2 separate regions of the Mus musculus genome follow, and region 2 is linked to region 1. A link is a loop called in an ENCODE intact Hi-C map of the cell type or tissue named here. Cell type or tissue: heart. All regions are shown on one strand. Links, peaks and the distances in the headings refer to the core of each region. The heading gives the core; the rest is flanking DNA.

Region 1 (10,791 bases), core at 3,021-8,020:
CCCTTCTGTTATTGTCTGTAAAGGAGGTTAAACACTATATTAACTTCTGAGTAGTGATTTACTGTTGTTTTGTCAGAGAAAAATAAAAAAGAAGTAAAATAATGTAATTTGATATTGCCTTTGAGACTCTTATGTTTGTGGAGCTCTTTATTTCCCGACTCAATTCTTTTTTTCTTAAAGAGCATAGATGTATGTAAACACAGCATCACACAAATGCGGAGTTGTTCTTTCTTCCTGGCTTATGCTGTTGTGTAATATTGCTCTATAACCATTAAGCAGCTGCTCTGCCTCAAAGATGGGCACATTTCCTTTGGTCCATGAAGGGAATTTACTCGGGAATCTCTCCAAATTACTTGAAGATATCTGGCCTTTGCATGAGCTGTTGAGATTTACAATAGACCACGTTCCGTGTGAGACTGTGTTTCTCTAAGTCTCCGTAGCCTGGAGGCTACCATAGGTTTTATGGCCTCAGCAGTACCCTGGCGTTTTGCTGATTCTCTGACTCTATATTATTGCAGGGTTCTAGGCCCACTGAGAGAAAGATCCTTCCCAGTTACTTGCCCAAGTATTTGTCTTCTGACTGCTGGGGCAGGCACTTAGTTACCCAAGCGCTGGGCTGTTTCTTCCTCTCGGTGTCTGACTTAGATGACTCTTGTTCATCGAAAAGGTTGTGCTGTGTATAAAGACACATGAAATGCCACCACCGTTGCCTGCTTCCCACCCACCACCAGCCTTTGGGCTTAGGGACAGTAGGCATTATTACGGCTGCTTGCCAGTGTTCCCTTCATCAGATCTCTTGATGTGCTATGCAGCAACAGAGCTCAGTGGATGCTAAGGGGTTGCATTTTATCATCTGGGTTCTGATATATTTCCATTATTTTTCATAGTTTGGTAGAGGAAAAAAAAGCTTTCATTTTTACTTGTAGATTTCAAGTTCTCACCACCGAGGAATCCCCATCATCTCCTGTTTGACTGCCTAGCTTGCTGCAAAAAATCTGCCTGGAGGTGGTTCATTCCTCCCTTGTGATTAGGCTCAGGCTGTCCCCATACCACCTGTCTTAATCTGTGTGACTTAGGAACATGTAGAGCCATAACTACTCATAGTTACAATGAAAAGTTCAACTTAGGGTCAGACCTACTACATTCTGAGATGTGTATCACATGATATAACTCATGTAAATATGCTGAAATGTTCAACACTTATTCTCTTATTCATTTATTAGTTTGTGTGTGTGTGTGTGTGTGCGCGTGCGCGTGTGCGCACACACGTGCTGGATGAGATTCAGGTTGTCAGGCTTGGTGACAGGTGACTTTATCTACTTAGCCATTTAAGTGGCCCTCTTTCACACATCTATTTTTGCAAGCATTTTTATGTTCTTGTTTGAATCCTTTGGTTATTGATTGAACTATATGCCGAAGGTTACACATTAAGAAATACAACAGAGCCAGAACTATAATCTGACCTTAAGTGTTAGTTTCCTTTTTCCCAAAAGTCCAGCCTTTTTACACTCACATGTCATCTGCAAATGGATTGGGCCAGATTCATAGCTATGTTGGGACCCATGTGCTGCAGAATAGACAGACATGCCTACAACAAACCCCTCAACAAACAAGTTCATGGGAGGGATGGAGCCAGCAGAGGTACCCATCGATTTTGTGCCAACTATAGCTATCTTGTTATAAGATCACTAAGCTGTTAATTTAAGACCTTGGTTTTAAAAGCTGAATTTTAAAATACTGTCCTGGGTTCGTTTAGTAGTTACTCTATATATAGGGCAATGAGTCAGTTGCCCAGGGAGATATGCTGAAAAACAAAACCTTGTCACTCCCCTAAATAAAGGAACTGATAATCCAACAAAGAATTTAATACTTGAAAACAAATATCTTGGAAAATCTGAATGTGTAATGTGTAAAATCAGGACTAAGTAGGTGTGATGTGAGCAGAGAGGATCTGCATTATGTTTGCCAGCCAGGGTCAGAGGAAGCAGAGGATGGGGGTAGGGCAGAGAATGTCAGGGTGTGTTATCATTCAGCAGGACATGTAGAGTTGAAAGCAGCACGTAACAGGATGAGCTAGAGAGTAGGACAGTGATTGGCTGCAGAGATGTTAAATAACCGGTGCCCTTCTGCTTGACATATTAAATGCGTTCAAAGTCATCTTTAATAAGCTGGTCAACCAAACTACACAATCTGCAGTGGCCTGGAGCATTAAAACCTCTTGTTCCCATCCAGGAGAATGGTATCAATGCTACCCCCTTCTTTTTTCCTTTTTTTTTTTTTTTTTTTTTGCATTTATGACGTCTAACACCTTTTAGAGTTCTGGTTGGTTTCTCAGTCATCTCTGAAACAACTGAAACAAATTGAACATAGTGAGGAATTCATTGCTCAGTTTCTTAAAATAGAAGTATATCAGTTAGGGACATTTTGTTTTATATATATATAAATTTTTCCAGAGTAGCTACTAAATTTGAGACTCAGACTTTCTCATCAAATGAGACATTGTACCTCCTTTTTGCTCTTTTGGCTTTTCTAAAAGGCTAAACAGGTTGCGTGTGAAGCCACGCTCCCACATGCTTGGCTCTTCACATCCCTGATGCCTGTGCAGCAATCAATTCTTAGGCACTCTGGGTGGCTGAGTTTTCTAAGCAAAACGTTATAACTCATAAGAGGCTGTTTAGCGTTTAGTATGCACGGCTCAGTGCTCAGGGTGTGGCTCTGCTGGAAGCTGCCACTGTTTCGCTCACATCTGACCACTGTTTATCATTGTTTTGGGACAGGATCTCACTTTGTCACAACTTGAAGAATCTTCTGCCTCTTCCTCCTGTGCACTGGGGTAGTGGTTTATTACCCTGTGCTACCCCGGTTACTGCTGTTTCTTTCTTTGTATTGATAGTAACACTAGGAGGTGGGTGATTTTCTTCTTCCTTCCTTCCTTCCTTCCTTCCTTCCTTTCTTTCTTTCTTTCTTTCTTTCTTTCTTTCTTTCTTTCTTTCTTTCTTTCTTTCTTTCTCTCTCTCTCTCTTTCTTCCTCTCTCCTTCTTTTTTTTATTCTCTCATTTATAGACAAGAAACCTGAAACAAAGTAAGGTCTACTCACATGGCCACCATCTCTTAGCTGGCAAACTCAGGCCAGGGTTTGCCTCCCAGATCTTTCACTTGATGGTTCCCTGTGACTCTCCACACATGTGTCACCTCCCTGTACTGAATCTGATTCTTGGTCAGTTATGAAGCTGTGTGTGAAATGCAATCTAGTGACAGAGTCTCAGACGCTGGGGTATTCTGTTCTAGAAATACTTCTGTTATGAACTTTTCAGACTTCTATGTTATCTTTGTGGTAGTTTAAGCTATTCACGATCTTCCAACTCTCATCATGTACTCTTGATAGGAAAAAGAATTGTAAAACTTCTGGACACCATGCAATGACCTACCAAGCAAGCTAGGGTTTCCCCGGGGTCCTGGACCGAGCCTATGCTCGCTGTGTGCTTCACTGCATTTGCAACATCTAGTTTTAGGGGGAAAAAAACGATGAGTGGAATCCAGTAGTAGCATGAGTAAGGAAAGTGTTGAAAATTGCCAAAGAAAATTTAAGGTTCAGAGATTCAGCTTGGTGCAAGGAAGGATTCACTGTGTCCCAAGGGTTTTTTGTTTTGTTTTGTTATTTTTGTTTACATAATCTTATTTTTATGAATGGTACCTTATTTATTTTGTTAAATTGGATATTTTATTTGTTTACATTTCAAATGTTATCCCCTTTCCCAGTTTCCCCTCTGCAAACCCCCTATCCCATCCCCCCTTACCCTGCTTCTATGAGGGTGCTTCCCCACCCTCCCACCCACTTCTGCCTCACTGCCCTAGCATTCCTCTACACTGGGGCATCAAGCCTTCACAAGACCAAGTGCCTCCCCTCCCATTGATGTCAGAAAAGGCCCCTTCAGCTCCTTCAGTCCTTCTCCTAACTCCTCCATTGTGGTCCCTGTCCTCAGTTGGATGGTTGGCTGTGAGCATCTGTGTTGGTCAGGATCTGGCAGAGCCTCCCAGGAGACAGCTGTATCAGGCTCCTGTCAGCAAGCACTTCTTGGCATCAGCAAGTGTCTGGGTTTGGTGTCTGCATGTGGGATGGATCCCCAGGTCGGGCAGTCTACGGATGGCCTTTCCTTCAGTCTCTGCTCCACTCTTTGTCAAGTTTTGATCCTTGGTTGAATGGCCCTGGAACAAGGCTGGAAATTCTGGTAGCAGCAGCTCACTGTTCTTTAATCAGGGAAGGATTTGTGAAAGAATAGTGCTTTTGAGAGATCTTTGAAGCTTTTCCAAGGCGGTGCTAATTGTGATGTGGTTGTGGTTTTCCTTTTCTTTCTAGCTCCTTCCCCCCTCCCCCATTTTTAATAGGTCGACTGGCTTTCCAGGTGTTGTAGAATGAGATGCATTCAGAGCGTGTCCCAGCCTTCCTTCTCCCTGTCTTCCATGGCAAACAGGATCCTACCAATTACAGATTTAGAAAAGGAATGGGAAATTCCATGGGTTTTCTGTGTTATTTATATTTCCTATTTTTGAAAACAGATTAAGCTTGTACTTGGGTTCCACTCTTACGTGTCTTCAGAATAAGCATTCCCGGCGGTTGTTCTAGTCTAAAGAACAAACTCTAGAACTTAATTGGTACCTTTACCCTCTGCGTGTTCTGACCCTTTTCCTTTGATGCTTGTTTTCAGGGTACCTCGAGGACAGCTTTGTAAAATCCGGAGTCTTCAATGTATCAGAGCTTGTGAGAGTATCCAGAAGTAAGTAAACACTTTTCTCTCTACACAGGTACACAGAATCATTAAAATCTTGCACATTTTAAATCTTAAATATGGTGTGAAAACTGACTACTTAAAAGTATCTGAATTTTAAAATTCATGATTCAGAAAAAAAAATCTTAAATTTTCTAATAAAATAACCGAAGGTATTACCTGATTTTGTAAACATTTCCATTTAGCCTTGTGTTCTGTAACGCTCATGTTTAGGCTGTTCTCATTGGTCATCATATTGGTATCCCTTCACTTGAGTTCTCTGTGACCATAGATGGGCATTTATATCAAAGGAAGTGTGATTAATTAAATGTACCCTGTGTTGTTATGATAACCCACATACGTTTCCTGTAGATAAGTGCTTTTTCAGTTATGGCGCTTTGGTGGGGGTTGGAAGTGTACAGGAATACACACTCACATGCAGTGTGTAAAGGGATGCAGAAATTAACTTTGCAGATTGTACTCCGATATAGATAGAAAGCATTGTTAGTCCAAACAATGTCCAGTTGTTTACAGCAGCCACCTCACCTGAGTGCCATTCTTGGTCAGCTTGATTGGGTTTCTCTAGGGTAAACTCACCTGACTGACTACCTAAGCCAAGGGGAAGCCCTGTTGATTACCAGCTCTTGGTTTATGCCAGTGTGAGCAGACACATCCAAGGTGCCAGTATTAATGCCCTGGTGACAGAAAAGGAGGTGACTGTTTTCTTCCTGATCCTGTCTTTGATTTAGATTGTTCAGGTCACCTTGAGGGCTGTGTTTTGACTTCATGCTTCGATAGAAAGTATCTAGAACTGATGTCACTTAGATGATCCAGTGGCAAGTCCAGAGGGTCCTTGTTTGTCTTTATTACCAGTCCTCATGTGCACACTTCTGTAATCTCAGTACTCCAAGAGGCAGGAGGATTGCAATAAGCTTGTAGCCAGCTGGGCTACATCGCTAATTCCTGGCCAGCTGGGGATATATAACAATTCCCTTTCTCAAACTAGAACTCAAACAAACAACAACAAAATCTGTTTGTTTGTTTTTTTTTAATTTGTATCAACTCCAGAGTTTATGAATGAGGGCCACAACCAACTGTAAAGACCAAACATAGTGAGCTAAGAATTTAAGACTAGCCAAGCAGCTGTAGAGTCCTCCTGTTTGGGAACTCTTGTCTCTAAGCTGCCAGGTGACTGTCTTTTGAACTATAGTTTCTCAAGTGACTCAGATTTGTGAGCTTTCCAGAAAAAAAAACCAAACCAAAACAAAAGCCAACCAACCAACCAATCAACCAACCAACCAACAAAAACCCATGTTTATCGGAGAATGACATATATGGCCACTCAAGACCTTATATACCTTGTCTCTTCTGCCAGGATTCAGTGTAGATATAAGTGTCATGGGTCCATCTACCTGAAGGCAGCATCGGGGATGACAGGTACATATGTGTATCCCAAAAGCGCTAGTGTATGTATGTACTTCACACAAGCCTTCTGATGATCTAGTTCATTGTTCAAGGCCACATGTGATTTTCCAGAAATCCCCTAAGGAAGCAGGTATTCAAAGTTGTTCTTTAGCAGAGATTCTGAACTGTGAAACTATAGAGCACAGGAAAACATTCCCTCCTCTTAGACCATTTTACGAACCCCATAATGGGTTTTGTCCCTTCTTATAAGAACAGTAGAGCCGTCCATCAGAAAGGATTCACGTAGTGCCCCATTACAGATAGCCCTAGCCCAAGTATGTGAAAAGAAAGCCACTTTGGAATCTTCAAGAGCCCAGAATGATATTTTGAAAAAAAAAATGGGAATTTCAAACATAAAATATAAATTAAAAATACCTTCTCATAACATTTCAGAAACAAGGTAAATTTTAACATGTTTCACTCATTTATTCTTAATTTATACTGTCATTTCTTAGAGGTTTTTAAGCTGTGTGTCATAACAAACATTCCTGATTTGTAATTAGTACATTAATTATCCATATTCATTCCTTAGTTAATTTATTCAGCAAACATTTACTTTCTCCTGCATATGTAAATAGATGTCTCTGAGATTCTTGAAAGTTCTATTCTCCTAAGTGTTGTAATATATTCACACTATAATCTTGTTTACACAGTTGAACTACATTGTTTATGAAATAGGGGTTTATGAAGTCAAACTTCAGCACATAAGTTAAGTCTTATGCTGTGTGTTACAGGTACTGGCTTCTTGATTCATGGCCTGCCCTTGGTACTATCCTCTAGCATTTTACTGTCATGTGGCCTACTAATATCCATGCTGACATTAGCTAATGAAGCCATTCCATTTCAGGAATCACACTGTTGAAAGATATTATCTTCTTTTTAAAAGTTGGTTAAGGACAGCTTCTGGCCTCTAACCTTTAGAAACCCAGGTTCTAATGTGTATGGCTTCTAGAAAAACATTGGCATACCATAGCCAAGATTTGTAGCTTTTGGCTTTCTTAAAGCTCTGTCTAGAAGAGGTGCTAAGAGTCATGTTTATATCTGATTTGGGCTCTTCCAGAGGATTAAAAGCAGGAAGACCTGGACGGCTTGCTCTTCTTATATTCTCTCGTGTTGCTCAGGAATCTGTGTGTTGTTTGAAGTTTTTAAACATGTTTTTTATTTTTATTATTTGTATTACTACTACTACTACTACTACTACTACTACTACTACTACTACTACTACTACTACCACCTTTTCAATAACTTCACATTTACTGCCAGAATGCATTCTAAGTTTTTCAGTTTTCAGTATGGGCTAGCCCAGACTGGCCTGGACTCAATATGTAGATCAAGTTGTCCCTGAGTTTATGGGGATCCACCTGCATCCTCCTGAGTGCTTAGATGAAAGACATCCATCACCATACCTGACCCTGACGTTTTTTTTTTTTTAAATTACCATTTTACTGCATACTATACCTAGCATGCTTCTGACTAAGTAAACTGTAGTTACTATTAAACTATAGTGACTATTAAGGAATGTATACCCATTAGAAAGAAACTTGCCTAACTAATGTGCAATCCTAATGCCACTACAAAAATGTATCTAAATGATACAACCTGTAGAGTTCCTGTCAATTTTATCGATACACTGTCAAATAACTCATATTTCTGAAGTGGCCAGAACAAAGAAAATATTTATTAGAGAGTAATGCACATGTATATTGGGGACTTCAGGCAACTTGTCTCTTCTGGCATCTTCTGGATTAGGTAAGGATATAACCAAAAGATTGCTGTCACCGGTCACATACCTGGACTCCACAGGAGTCCAACTCCACTCTGAAAGAGAGGCATTTTTGTTTTAAGAGGTAGGAGATTGTTCACATTCTATGAGACAGTCAGCCACCTGCCTCTAACGCGTACCTTGCTTCTCATATCTCATAGACCACCATTATACAAATACATTGTAAGGCACGTGGTTAATGTGAAGAAAGAAATTCTACATTTTTTAAACTTCTGGCATACTTCAGGCTACAAAATACATCAGTACTGCAACTGTCTAAATAATTCAAATAGCCTTTACCCTTAGGATAAAAAATATTTTCTCTATAAAGAAGGTTCAAGTATATCAAATAATTTAAACACAGCGATTAAAATCTGAACAACTTAACAAAAGGCAGGGGCTCCCATTTTAGAGCTGAGGCTCTTCCTGGGTGTGTAGATGCTGTATTTTAGTAGAGATTCTGTCTACACAATCCTTGATTAGTTCTCTTTAATAAAACATGTGCCTTTTATTTATACTTTCCTAAGAACATCTAAAGTTGATCTTGGACCAACAGATATTTAAATCCAGTCAAATTGATAGAAAATACACCTTAATGCTACTAAAAGTTTTGGAAGAGAAAAAAAATCTTAAAAATTAGTGATCCTTTGTAGTTATACATTCAGCTGAAGGCAGTTAGGAGAGGCTATGGTAGATTGTGTGCTCAAAGAGTGGACTTGAAGAGCTCTAAAATCAGTCACCAAGTCTCCTGAACACTTTCAGTAGAGCTACTGAAGGCTTGAGGGTTCAGTTGGCCTCCCAACACTCTGCCCCTTGACCCCAGCTGCCTAGTTCTCCACATTGTATGTTGTTTCTGTCCTGACTTTACTACTACAGTCACATCAGCTTGGAAAAGTCTTCCTTCAGTGCCTTGATCCTTCTTCAAAGTCTACTACCAGATAGGGCTTTTCCATAGTCAGTCAGCCAGTCTCTCTCTGTCTCTGTCTCTGTCTCTCTCTGTCTCCATTCATGTCATTACTGTCCTTTCCTTCTGCAAATATATATTAATATTAGAATATATTGATTATGTTACTCATTGGAAAAGTTTTTTTTTGTTATCTAAATTTTCAGTGTATTTTAAAGTTTGTTCAAGTATTTTGTTTGCTCTACAAACTGCACTGTTTGTTTATTGAACACAGATGTATTTGAGAATATTTCGTATCCATTGCAATGCCTGCTTGTGATAGACACAGGCACTAGCCTGTCTGATTCTCAGCCTGCGCACCTACCTGTCTGACCCTTCCTTCCTTCCTTTCCTCCCTCCCTCCCTCCCTCCCTCCCTCCCTCCCTCCCTCCCTCCCTCCCTCCTTCCCTCCCTCCCTCTCTCTCTCCCTCCCTCCCTTCTTCCTTCTTTCCTTCCCTTCTTTTATACACACACACATTCATATATTCATGTGTGTATACATACATGTATATGGAGGCCATATGCCAACATGGGATCGTCTCTCATCCTTCACCTTGTGTTTTGAGGTAGCGTCTATTATTGAACTTTTCTGATCAGGGAGTGCTCCCAGAATGGGAATTACAGGTGAACAGCCTTGGTTTTCTATAGATGCTGGGGATCCAAACTCAGATCCTGTCCTGGGACTTTACCCATGGAACTATGTCTTCAGTCTCCAAACAATAGCATTTTAAAGAATAAACTTCCAGCGAGGAGGTTCATTTGTCTGTGCCTGCTTTTTGCACAGTTTTGAACAGTTCCATCTTTACCAACTACTCCATTTTACCAAAAAATGATTGGAGAGGAAATAGATTCGAAGACATGTGCTGAAGACATGCTTCTGGCCTGCCTCTGCTCCCACTGCTTTATCCCCTAATAATCACACGTGCTAGCTTTTTCTTTTTTCTTCTTCTTCTTCTTCTTCTTCTTCTTCTTCTTCTTCTTCTTCTTCTTCTTCTTCTTCTTCTTCTTCTTCTTCTTCTTCTTCTTCTTCTTCCTCTTCTTCCTTTTTCCTTTTCCTTTTCCTTTTGTTGTTTGGAAAGTGAGGCGCACTCTGTATAAGCAACAGGGGGTTTGGACTGAGAGCCTCTTTTTATCCTGAGACCCTAACATATGGAGTGAAGGTGCAGTGAACATTCCTTTATAAAACCTGCCTGCATGTGTATTTGTAAAACACCTTGGCTTTTATTTCATACTCACAAACTTTACTTATCTCTGCCACAATTCAAGATTTTCTTAAATCAAATTATACACACTGTGATCTTATGTTTGTTTATTTTGTCTTGTTTGAGACGTGGTCTTACTCTGTACATCAGACTGGCCTCAGCCTTGCTAAATATAGTCCAGTCTGGCCTTGACTTCTCTATTCTCCTGCCTCAAACTCCTTGAGCTGGCATTACAAGTGTATGCCACCAGACATTGCTAACCATCATGTTTTTAAATTCATTTTAGGGCTGATGTCAAAACTCTCATAAGATAATAAGCTTTATTTGTCAAAGCCTTATATATTTATTTAGTTAACAATGATTTAGTTCAGTGCAAGCCACTCATTTGGTGCTAAGTAATAAGGAAAATTTATTTGTTCTGCCCTGCCTACATCTACAGACTGGGGAGTAGCATATATAGTGACCAATCATATGGGGGAGTGAATGAAGAAGACTGGGTGATTGTAACCAGGGAAAGTGGTGTCCAGGGACCTAGAGTGAGTGTCTGGAATGCTCAGACTTGACGAGGTTTCTGGGTCTTATCTGCAGCATTCAGGGGATATCAAATCTTAAGGTAAAGAGAGTTCTTGCCCTGAGCCATGAAAAAAAAAATAG
Region 2 (10,791 bases), core at 3,889-8,888, 54 kb after region 1:
ACAGAAGAGGGGAAGAGAGGCAAGCCAGGTTAGTGCTTTCAGCAAGGCAGCCTCTCTCCTATGTGAGAGGCAGTTATTTATAGCCTGCCTCTCCGAAGGTTAAAAACCATGATCTTCTAGATGGTTCGCTCCCTCCCCACCCCACCCCCTGCAACGCCAGATAAGTTTACTTTCTTAAGCATAAAAATAAGCAATATATCTTTTCAATAAATCTGCTAGCACTGTAGGGCAGCTGTTAACCAAACAGAACTGGATAGGGTTACCGGGAAGCATCCTGGAAAGTGGAGCCAATGTGCAGATCTAGGGAGAATTTGTCTCACTCAGGTCCTGTTCAGTGCCTTCTCCAGCTTCTTCAAGTGCAGGGACATATTTACAATGCCATGACTCTGAATTTTACATAAAACTCAAGCTCATTTTTTACTCTTTCCGAACAATGCCACTTTAGGAAAAAATACAGTTATTAACATGGAAAATGGGAAGCCGTCCAGCTTCTCTACCTGTCAGGGTGAACACAGGGCGGGGCTCTTTTCCTCTAAACTGCATGTCTCCTGTTTTGCAAACTGCATGCTTTACAGATATTGATTATTTCACTCTGCACAGATGATTTGGTATGTTGCATAGAAAAAAAAAAGCACATTTTTATTTCCTTTCTAAAATAATCTCTCTATTGAACATTATTAATGTTTTCTTTTATTTCAGCTCAATTTATATTCTAATACTGGCTAATTGTTATGTTCTAAGCACTTGTTTCTCTGTATGCTTTAATTAATAGAGAAGCATATTGCAATAACTTTTTTTTTCCCTAAGGAAAAGTCTGGAAGTTTTGCTTTATAGAGTAATATTTTTTGTTTTGTTTTGTTTGTTTTTTTGTTTGTTTTGTTTTTTTAATTCTGTTTGTTTTCTTTAAGTTCCCTCTTGGGAAAGTAAGAGTAATGCCATGTTCAGTACTAGTTTGCATGTGTTCATTTAAATACTAAAAACTGTAGTACTGCTCCATCATATCTGACTGCTAGGTTTCAATTGACAGCTGAGGATTTGTGACTGGACCATGAATCAAAACGGCAGGCATTTATACCCCAGTACCAGTGAGGATACATTGGGAATTACTTGGCAAAGGTAACATTTTAATTATTTCCAACCCTACACTTACACTTAAAAATTACATGGCCTAGAGTGTTTGTTTTTAATTAGTTGTGCAGAAAATATGTTAAAAGTTTAGTTGTTTGGCTTTACCCTCCCTATTTCCCTAACCCTCTGTCTAATTCCTATTTAAATGCAGCATCAAATGAATCTGGGGACTATGCATATTTTAACGATCATTGGAATTTCTCAATACTGTCAAACGTTTGGGACAATTTATAACATTTTTTGGTGGGAGTAGGAGGAGTGGAATTTGATATTTAGATTTAAGGGCCTAGAAATGAAGTCATAGATTTGGGGGAGATTTTTTCTGATACCTGAGGATAAAACAGTGGTTTTCTATATTATATGCATTTTCTCATTTCAAATCTTTCCTCTCCTGCTAACTCTAGGTCCTTCTTACATCAGTTATTCATCGTTCAGTGGGGGAAAGACTAGAAGAGAAATTTCAAGTCAGTCAATTTAGCCATCATTCACAGTGCCAGTGAAGTTTGGAATGGAAAGATTATTCAACAGTGTAGTAAAAGAAGGAAATTTAAATAGTTTTCATTCCTGTTTGCGTACTGATGTAATTGACTTTATTAAATTGGCTAAGAAAATTATTTGAAAATAGTTTTGATATCATCATATGCTTTGGTTTGAAGAAATACTCGTAAGGTAGTTGTCAATCTTTTTGGAGCAGCTTGTGTCAAATAAATAGTTTATGGTATAATGTATATTAAAGCACCGAGATGAACATAGGTCGTAAGGTAATCCTTGAGTTTCCTGACAACAGAGCCAACATAGTTGTGGTCCTCACCCTGATGGTGATCCTCTGTTTTTAGTGTTTGTGTGAAACCAGCGGCTGAGATGTTAGTTAGGAGAGAGATGCTTGATTCCATAGTGGGTGATGGAACCTGCTGTGGGCTCATGGAGTCTGATGTATTCATTTACTCAGATAAAGCCTAAAAGCCTATCTGGATTTTGGTTTTGTTTGTTTGTTTTAATTAAAAAGTTATATTTATTCTTTTTATATATGAGCGTTTTGCCTGCCTGTGTATCTGAACACCACATGTATGCTTGGTGCTTGCAGAGGTCAGAAGAGGGCATTTGATTCTTTGGAACTAGAGTTAAGGATGGTTGTGAGCCATTAGGTGGGTGCTGGGAATTGAACCACAGTCCCCAACAAGAGCAACACGTACTTTTAACTGCTCAGCCATCTCCAGCCCTACACTCATTAGTTAATTTAACATTAACACTTAATTAATTTAACACTTAAGTTATTCAAATATGACTTTCCTTTCCCCATTTCTATGTTGGTAGTAATATCATCTTTTAAATAAATCAATTGTTCTTCCCCAAGAAATATATATTAGTACAGAAAAAAAACCCTATATAGTATATACTTACAAATGGAAGATAAACTTGAGAAGTATCTTATATAAATAGTCTCAATAATTAATGATACTTAATTAAAATGAATGAAAGTGGCTTGAGTCTGAATTAGTAAGCTATTTAAAGTTAATTTAATTAGATTTGATAACACAATGTTTACATTAGTTTATTAAGTAACAGTCCTATACTTCATGCTTTGTCTATCAGCAGAATGGCCCAGGTTCACAAGGACAACAAATTAAATGGAAGATACTCATGTTTCTAAATGCTATTCTGGCTGTCAGAACTTTGTAATAGGTAGATTACTGACAGGTCTTCAGTTAATCTAGAATAGGATAGTGTCTTTGAAGTGCATTGAAACCAAAGTGATGTGAAACTTTGGTGATTTGGGGTGAGTAGTTCTGGAATCAGAACTTGGTGTACCCCAAAAGAAAAGATAACCCACACACGGGAAAGAGTGACCACAGTCACTGACAGCCCTTGCAGAAGCACTGTTCATCTTGAAGCTCCCATTCTCATCAAGAAAGTTGATGTGGGCAAGCAGCTTCAGATCATAATGAATCAGCGAGGAGGAGGACTACCAGAATTTATTGATTTCATTTATTCTCCTTCTCTGAGGATACTAATCTTCCATTGAATTAGTGGATAACCATGTGAGATGGCCTGACTGACCAGCAAAGACTGGGAGTTCTCTCTGGGTTGCATCTGCTCTTCTTGCCACGCTTCAAGAAGGGACATAGTTGGCGTTTCAGGTGTATCTATACATTCTGCAGGGACTCACTGAGTCAGGGGCAGGGTTGGGGCTGTCCTAAGTACTGTCTTGGTCACACTCACAGCAATTTTGAGTCTGTACATCACAGTTCAAAATAAGTGTGGACAGATGAGACAGCAATCTGCTTTGCTTTGCTACCATTCTCAAAGACAGACATGACTGCAGGATGTGGTGGAGCTTGCTTTTAGTCCCAGCATGGAGGAGGCTGAGGCAGGCGAGTCTCGAGTTTGGGACAAGTTGGCCTACACATGATTTATAAATGGTGCCCTGAAGTTGTTTTTAAAACTTGATGGATTTTCATTTCTAGATAGAATACTGAGAAGACAAATCCTAACTGCCTGTACCACTGTCACTTTCAAGAGAGACTGGGACAACCGAAGGTGTAGAGTCATCTTAGTAGTAGGACAATATTAGGGAAAGAGCGGATTTTTCAGCCAGAGGCATGAATGACTGAGCTTTAATATGGTAGATAAAGAACAGGCCATAGTTCATGCTTGTTGTGGTAACTCCTCGTTGTTTTTCTCATGGTTGTTGTTGTTGATGATTATATTTTGACTTAAAATAGAACTAGATCACTTTCCTTTTTCCTTCTTTCCCTCCAGCCTCTCCCAGCTACCCACTCTCCAGTCCCCCATGGTCCTCTACTCTCATTGATAGCCTCTTTTTCTTTGATTTTTGTTGTTTTATACACACACACACTCACACACACACGTGCACAAATGTTTATGCATAAAGGTAATCATGGAGACTGGAGATCACAACCTATATGGGTTGTGACCCCTTTGGGAGTTGCATATCAGATATCCTGTATATCAGATATTTACATTACAATTCACTACAGTAGCAAAGTTACAGTTATGAAGTAGCAGTGAAAGTAATATTATGGGTAGGGGCAACATAACATGAGGAACTGTATAAGAGGGGTCACAGCCTTAGGAAGGCTGAGAGCACTGCTGTCCATAGGAAGGCCAGAGCAAAGCAGGCATTTGGATTTGCTTTCTTTTGTTGGAATTGTGCGTGCTGCCACCTGGTTTGTCCTCTCTGCTTTCTTTCTTGCCTGGACCACTTGCCCCCTCGACATGCTTCCCTATCAAATGCAGCTTCTTTGGAGGGTTGAAATGACAGGAACTGTGTGCATCCTGTGTGAGCTAGAGAGCTATCTGCCTGCCACATCCAACCCCAGCTCAGAAACCCCCTCCGGCACCAAAGCTGACTCTTGGGTCAAGCTTCCACTGACCTTCTAGGTTACAATCTTCAGGGGTTTTCTTGCTTCGAACTTAGCATGTGTGAATCAGTCTCCCTCCCCCTCCCGCTTTGTGTGTGTTGCAGGCATATACAATCACAAAGCTAAGTAAGGGCTTACTGAAATCTAGAGAGAGTGACATTTCCCGCCTAAGCAAATGCTTCCTTGGTAGGGTTGATGCAGAATAAAATGCTGAAGGTCTCGCTTCCTTGTCTGTCGGTGGATTCACCTTCTAGGAGGACTATAGGTGATGGCAAGGCACTGCAACTGTTCTTTTCCTCTTCCATCCATGCACAAGTTCTGTTGTTTTTGCACACGTGAGTTGTGTGGGTGTGAACACAGAACAGTTACTTGCTCTCTTTAGACCCTAGCCTGACTCTGGCACTCTCAGATACGAAGGGACAGTGTAATCGAATGCAAAAAGAACGCTGGAGGACAATCTGAGAATAATAAAAATATAAGTTATTTTGAAACACTGGATGGGTGATTTATGCAAAAGAGACGCTGGATTGACCGTTTCCTCTTCCCTTCTCGCCCTTCCACCCCTTTAAGAAAACGCAAAGCCACAAGTGAGTAGTTGTATGTGTTTGATGGCTTATATAAACAGAAGAAGCCTTCAGATGGCTAAAATAAACACGAGTGTGTTACAGAAGGATATGTTTACACGAACCATTTGCTCAGCCCCTGAAATAATGAAGAAATGAAGATTTGACTGAAATAATTGGGAGGATTTTTTTTTTCCTGCTTATGATGCCATAATTGAATGGCACCAAAGAGACTTTTATCAGTGGTTTTCCATGTTCCATGTGTTCCCAGTTCCTCTCTTTGAGTTGAATGCTTCATCCTGCCATTACTTTACACGTGTTTTTGTAAGAAATTGTCGTTTATTACTGCAATTCCAGAGAGTTGCTTGATTTCCCAAGAGAAGTTTAGCAGCCAGTAAAGGTTATTTGGATCTGGCTGGTCAGGGGGAGGGCAAAGCAAAGGGGCAGCCGTGTGCATGGCATGCTCAGTAGTTATTGTGAAACACTGCTTTTCTTTATAAAATGTATGTTCTCTATCGAAAGACTAAAAACCAAAAACTTAAAGATAATTTTCAGTAGGTTGCAAACTGCATTCACACGTGTACGTTTATGTAGACAGGTAAGTGTCACATGCGATGCATGTATGTGGACAGTCCTGTTCCTATAGAATTAAGCTACTGTTTACTTCAGCATTATTTAGACTATCCTGGCATGTCTCCTAGGTTAGCATTTCCTGCTCAGGATTTCTTATCTTGACACAAAACTGCAGTCCGGGGCAGCTGGGTTGTTTCTGAAGTTCCTTGGGATGGTGGTGGTGGTGTGTGTGTGTGTGTTTGGGGGGCTGGGGGGAGGAGGGGAAGCTGGATTCCCATCTCTGAATCTTCTTTTCAGCTGTTGGCTCTAAAGTGTTCACATTTTTATACAGCATCCTGGGGCCCTAGCACCACTCCAGGACTAATAGAAATGCTGACAAGCTAGGTGGCATAGGTGAGTCCTTGGTTCAAGGCTGAGAATTATGAAATCTAAGGTTGCATCTGAGCAGGGTTTGGTACCAGGGCAGCTGCTGTTGTCATCCTTTGCTTTGAATAGTCTCGTGAAAGCAGTGACTTTCTGTCCTCATCAGCATCATTTGCACCTGTTGGGAGAGCAAAACTGAAGGCGGTAGTATTTTATTCAGATTATCCGAAATGGTTTTCACTCACTCGCTCACACACACACACACACACACACACACACACACACACACACACACACACAGTGTCTCTGTCTCTGATCTGGCTATTGGAAGCAGTGTTGAGACATCATTTTCGCCTACCTTTCTCCATTTATAAAGAGAGATTTGTCCAACTGGCCGTTTCCTTTTTATCTAGACAAACTCTTCAGAACACTTCCTAAGAAATTAATTGTATTCCAGCCAGACTTGCATGCTGCCATCCCACAGGAAATGGGTCAGCAATCCATTAAGATGCCATTAGATAATCTAATTTGGAACTTAATCTCTAAATTAACCATGCTCCATACTTGAAGCATACTTGAGAGAAAGAAAAAAAGTTTACGTTTGAATCGATAGGGGAGCCGAAGCGTGAAGAAGGCTGTTTGTTTTTTCTGTAGCTGTGGTCACGTCTCAAGCCGTCTGGTAACCAGGAGAAACCAGACATGATGTAATTCCAGATTGAACTTGAACTTCAGGGACTTAGCATGGGGGAACAATGGGCCATAGGAATCAATAATGTCCATTTTCCACATGATTATGTCTGGAGCTTTCCCGTCAACCCTTTTGGATGGACAGTGTGGCCAAAGCGAGATGATCCAGGGACAAGATGTTAGAGGAAAGAGAACAACTTTCTCCATGGTACTTTCAGAGCAGCGCTGCAGATTCCAGCGGGATTAGAAAAGTTCCCGCTCTGCAGTGAAGTGGGAGCTCGTTCAGAGCACTCTTTGTTCGCCTAGGTAGGACAAACTTAATCTTCCGTTTCCTGTCAGATGGTTTTTGGCAGCAGAGCCAGAGAGGGAGGAGCAGGATTCAGAACATTCTCAAAATGCAAACCTTACTGGTTAACCCTTTTGCAGCTAAAGGAAGTGTGCTAAATGCTGACCTTGTTTGAAGATGGTTTATGCAAAGCACCGTGTAAACACGCACACTCTCTGCTGAGGAAGTCAGCTCCATTGCGGCCCACACACCATCACTTCATTGTTGTGATCAAGGAGCTGGAACTAGGTGTACTGTGAATCAGGTCATATTTAAATAATAGAGCCTAGAAATGAATGTATTTTTATAGGAAATGCTACAGCAGTAAAGACAAAAGCCTGTTGAATTTCCACATGGGGAATAATAATATTTATGTTGCATATCAGAAAGTGTAGAAATAGAGTTTCCTCTCCTATTTTCTTCGTTCTGGGAGCTCTCTGCATATGTGAACACAGTGAAAGGGCCAATGTCATAAATATAATTGTTAACTCCTTGACATCTTACTCTTCAGAAATCTGGTATAAACAAGTCCTCTTCTTTAGAAGCAAAACTGTAAAAATAATACTAGTATTTGCTTTTAAGAAAAATCATTTGTGAAAGAGTCTCCTGGCTTTTATACAAACTCACATTTCTCTTTCATTTAGTATGCCTTTGGGGAGCCTTTCTGTGAAAAGCACTATTTTGGAGAACCGGAGTTTTTTTTTTTTTGGTAGGGAAATGTCTGTAGTTGAAGAATCACTTATGCAAATAAGAGGAGCAGTAACCCTTGTAACAATAGCATTGAAAAGAAGCCCAGGGGTGGAGAGGAATACAGACTAGAGAAAGGCTGGAAATCAACATGTGGGCTTCCCTGTGGCATGGTCTGGGAGGAGTAAATGACTACAGTTGGCCTGTATGTTTTTATATTTTAATTGGCAATAACATCCGGTAGCTTCATAAGTGTGTGTGTCTGTGTGTGTGTGTGTGTGTGTGTGTGTGTGTGTGTATGCATGCACGGGTGTCTTGTAATTGATTTGTAGTTAACAACTTCATAATTTTCTATCATAGGTTTTTTAGCTCTAAAATATGAGCAAAATCAAATCTTTAAAAAATATGCTTAATTTCCTGATTGAGGGGAAGGATTGCCCTTTAAATCTTATTTACATTTGACTGTTGTAAGCAAGTAAGTTTTTGTGACTTTTGAAGTGCCTGGGTTCCCTTGTTGAAGGGCCTTCTAACATCATGTGTGGAAGGAAGCCTCTATAGTAAAAGCAAAGGGTAGCAATGATCTGGTTCCCTAGACAGCTGCGCTGTCCCCATGTGAAGTCACTATTGCGTGTCGTCTTTTGCAGATGCAGTACTTCACTGGTATATGATACCCCCTTTTTTTTTTAAATTTGGAAAATACTTTCACTAATGCGTGCTACAATGAACCCTTGATCCAGCGTCCCCCAGAAGCAAAGCCGTCTGAAACAATTGACTATAAACCAATGAGGTTTGACAGCCTCCCATTTGATGTTATTTTCAAAAGTGTGGCTCCCCAAGGATTAACAATAAAGAAGGCTATTTACCTACTTAGTTAAGAAATAAATACACTTCTCTTTCATTACTATGAAGTGCTATTGCTTGCAGTTAGATTCATTCTATGAGCCACCTGCAGTTTATGATATTTGGTGTTTCCCAGAGAGCCCACTGGGGCCCTTTGCAGAGCAGGTAAGAGCTAGCGAGGGGGCTTTCTGATGCAGACTATTACAAATAGTTATAATCATTAGAAATCATCTTGCATGCAAATAGGATCATTCATATGGCGATAATGATCATTAAAAATGGGAAAAATAAATCAAAGAAATCCAGGACCTCTATAAAGCATGTAGTATAATTCACTTTCACTCTGGCCCCTTGTAAAAGGGGGCTCAAAAGCAAATTACTGTCATACATCCACATCTGCACACACACAAAACAAAGGCACATATTATTTTCAGTTGGAAAGCAACTAACATTGGATAAATCAATTACAGTTACTAATGTGGAATTATTCTTGTTCAGGAGATCTCATGCATCTAAGTGTCAGCCATAAGCCATTGGATATCATTTATAATTCACCTGCAGTACAAATATAGGAACAGGAAATTGAAATGTTTTTCACAGAGAGTTGAAGTAAAGAGTATGGGTAAGAATGCAGATTCCAGGGCTCCAATCCTGTGGCTAAGACCTGGGCTTCTGCTACCTAATACAGTGTACAGTTGGGCAAGACTTCAGGCTTCAATTTCCTCATCCATAAACTAAGCATGAATGTTGGTTGTTAGGATGAAAAACCTTAAGGTAGGTCAATCACATAGACCATGTATAGCAAATCACTCATGCTGTGTAAGTGCTATTGATCGGATGCCGTCTTCTTTGTTCTAATATATTAATAGATTCAACCTGAAGCATGCTCATTTATTCTGTCCACTGATGTGAATGAGTTGTTTTTCACAAGAAAGCAAGCAGCTAGTTAAGATGCAAGATAGTATATCTAGACTTAACTAACATACCTGAGCCAATTCTTTCAGACTTTTTTTTTTTGCTTTAGCAGAGAAAATTCCTTCCTGCATGTTTTTGGAAAAGATATTAAAACCAGCATGTTAGTAATTTATCAAAAATGTCCTTTGGCCAAAAGAATAACAGGTAACACCTGAAACTGGTGCAAAGTAATTGAAAGCAAATTTTTCTAAATTACCATTTTCTGTGGTCTTCAGGCTCCCACCACTATCTGTTAACAATATGGCTACTTTAATTATACAACAGACTTTGTATAAACCTAACAAATCTTTGTTCTCTATTACTTAGTATTGCTCAGGTTTCTTAAAAGAGTTCCTATAATCCTTGAAGGAAAATCAGTCCATCAGTCTAAATGGCCAATAGTGTGATTCCCCTGGACAGTATTAGTATAATTAGAATGCTGACATTCTATGACCTAATATTGGAATGCTTAATTCATTCTGAAATGAGCACTGATTAGTAGTTACGTGGATTGAGCCATTCTTCCAATACCTCTCACTGTTTTAATGACCTAAGACTAATAGGTGAAGTGTGTTACTTTGGTTCCTGCCTCAACTTAATGACTTCATCTATGTTTACTTGACACCCTGTGGTTCTGGTAGGTAATTGTGTTAAAAGCCAAAGAACCAATCACTTTTGGCCTTGAAGCCACTGTCACAGGATGAATTTATTTATTTATTTTTGTAATGACCAACAGATGTTGTTTCGGCACTCACTGCTGTTTTGTTCTCTTTCTTTGAGAGATAAAGAATCTATTCACTCTGTTAGTGGAACAACTTGGGTTTATCCAGATTAAGAAGTAGACATAGAGTGAGTTTTAAAGGCATGGTTGGACTATGTATAAATCTACCAAACCCTTGTGCTGTATTACTAAGTACATCGCAAGTTTCTTGAGAGTTTCAAATCACTTTCCCTCATAGTGCTCACTGCAGTGTTACGGGGGAACTTCTTTTTGCTTCCCAAGAAGACAGATCTAGAGACTTTGAGGTCTGTTGCCTCTGACAATCCACTCAGTGCACAAGTCCCCATGTCAACATTATCTAGGTTATGATATAGTTTGTGTGGCATTATGGCGAATTCATTGTCTCCTGAAGCAAATACCTTAAGAAAGTTCTGTCCCAAAAGTCCTTTCCAAGGTTGGACTGACATGTGACTTTGTCAGAAAGCAATGTTGCATAGTGAAATGCCCACGAGACACAGACAAAATAATTAGTATCCGGGGCTACATGAGAGAGATTGGCCTTTCTTT

What was found. Peaks named below come from ENCODE experiments on the same cell type or tissue, not always from the same donor. Only the 100,000 strongest peaks of a DNase experiment are listed, where the experiment ranks them.
Region 2: a loop joins it to region 1, with 2.2 times the contacts of the local background. A loop is called at or near these places in 2 of 42 quality-filtered maps.

The regions. Positions count from the first base shown.
Region 1 is chr4:82,353,716-82,364,506 of GRCm38, reverse strand. Nfib (nuclear factor I/B) reads left to right here. Exons shown (of 12, transcript NM_001113209.2): 4 at 4,707-4,775. Among named protein-coding and RNA genes, the nearest start is that of Nfib, 150 kb to the left of the region's middle. In heart, for the core only: no CTCF peak of the experiment used is centred there; DNase peaks (open chromatin) are centred at 4,076 and 5,236.
Region 2 is chr4:82,300,628-82,311,418 of GRCm38, reverse strand. Nfib (nuclear factor I/B) reads left to right here. Exons shown (of 12, transcript NM_001113209.2): 11 at 1,028-1,116. Among named protein-coding and RNA genes, the nearest start is that of Nfib, 200 kb to the left of the region's middle. In heart, for the core only: no CTCF peak of the experiment used is centred there; a DNase peak (open chromatin) is centred at 6,938; H3K27ac peaks cover 2,961 bases.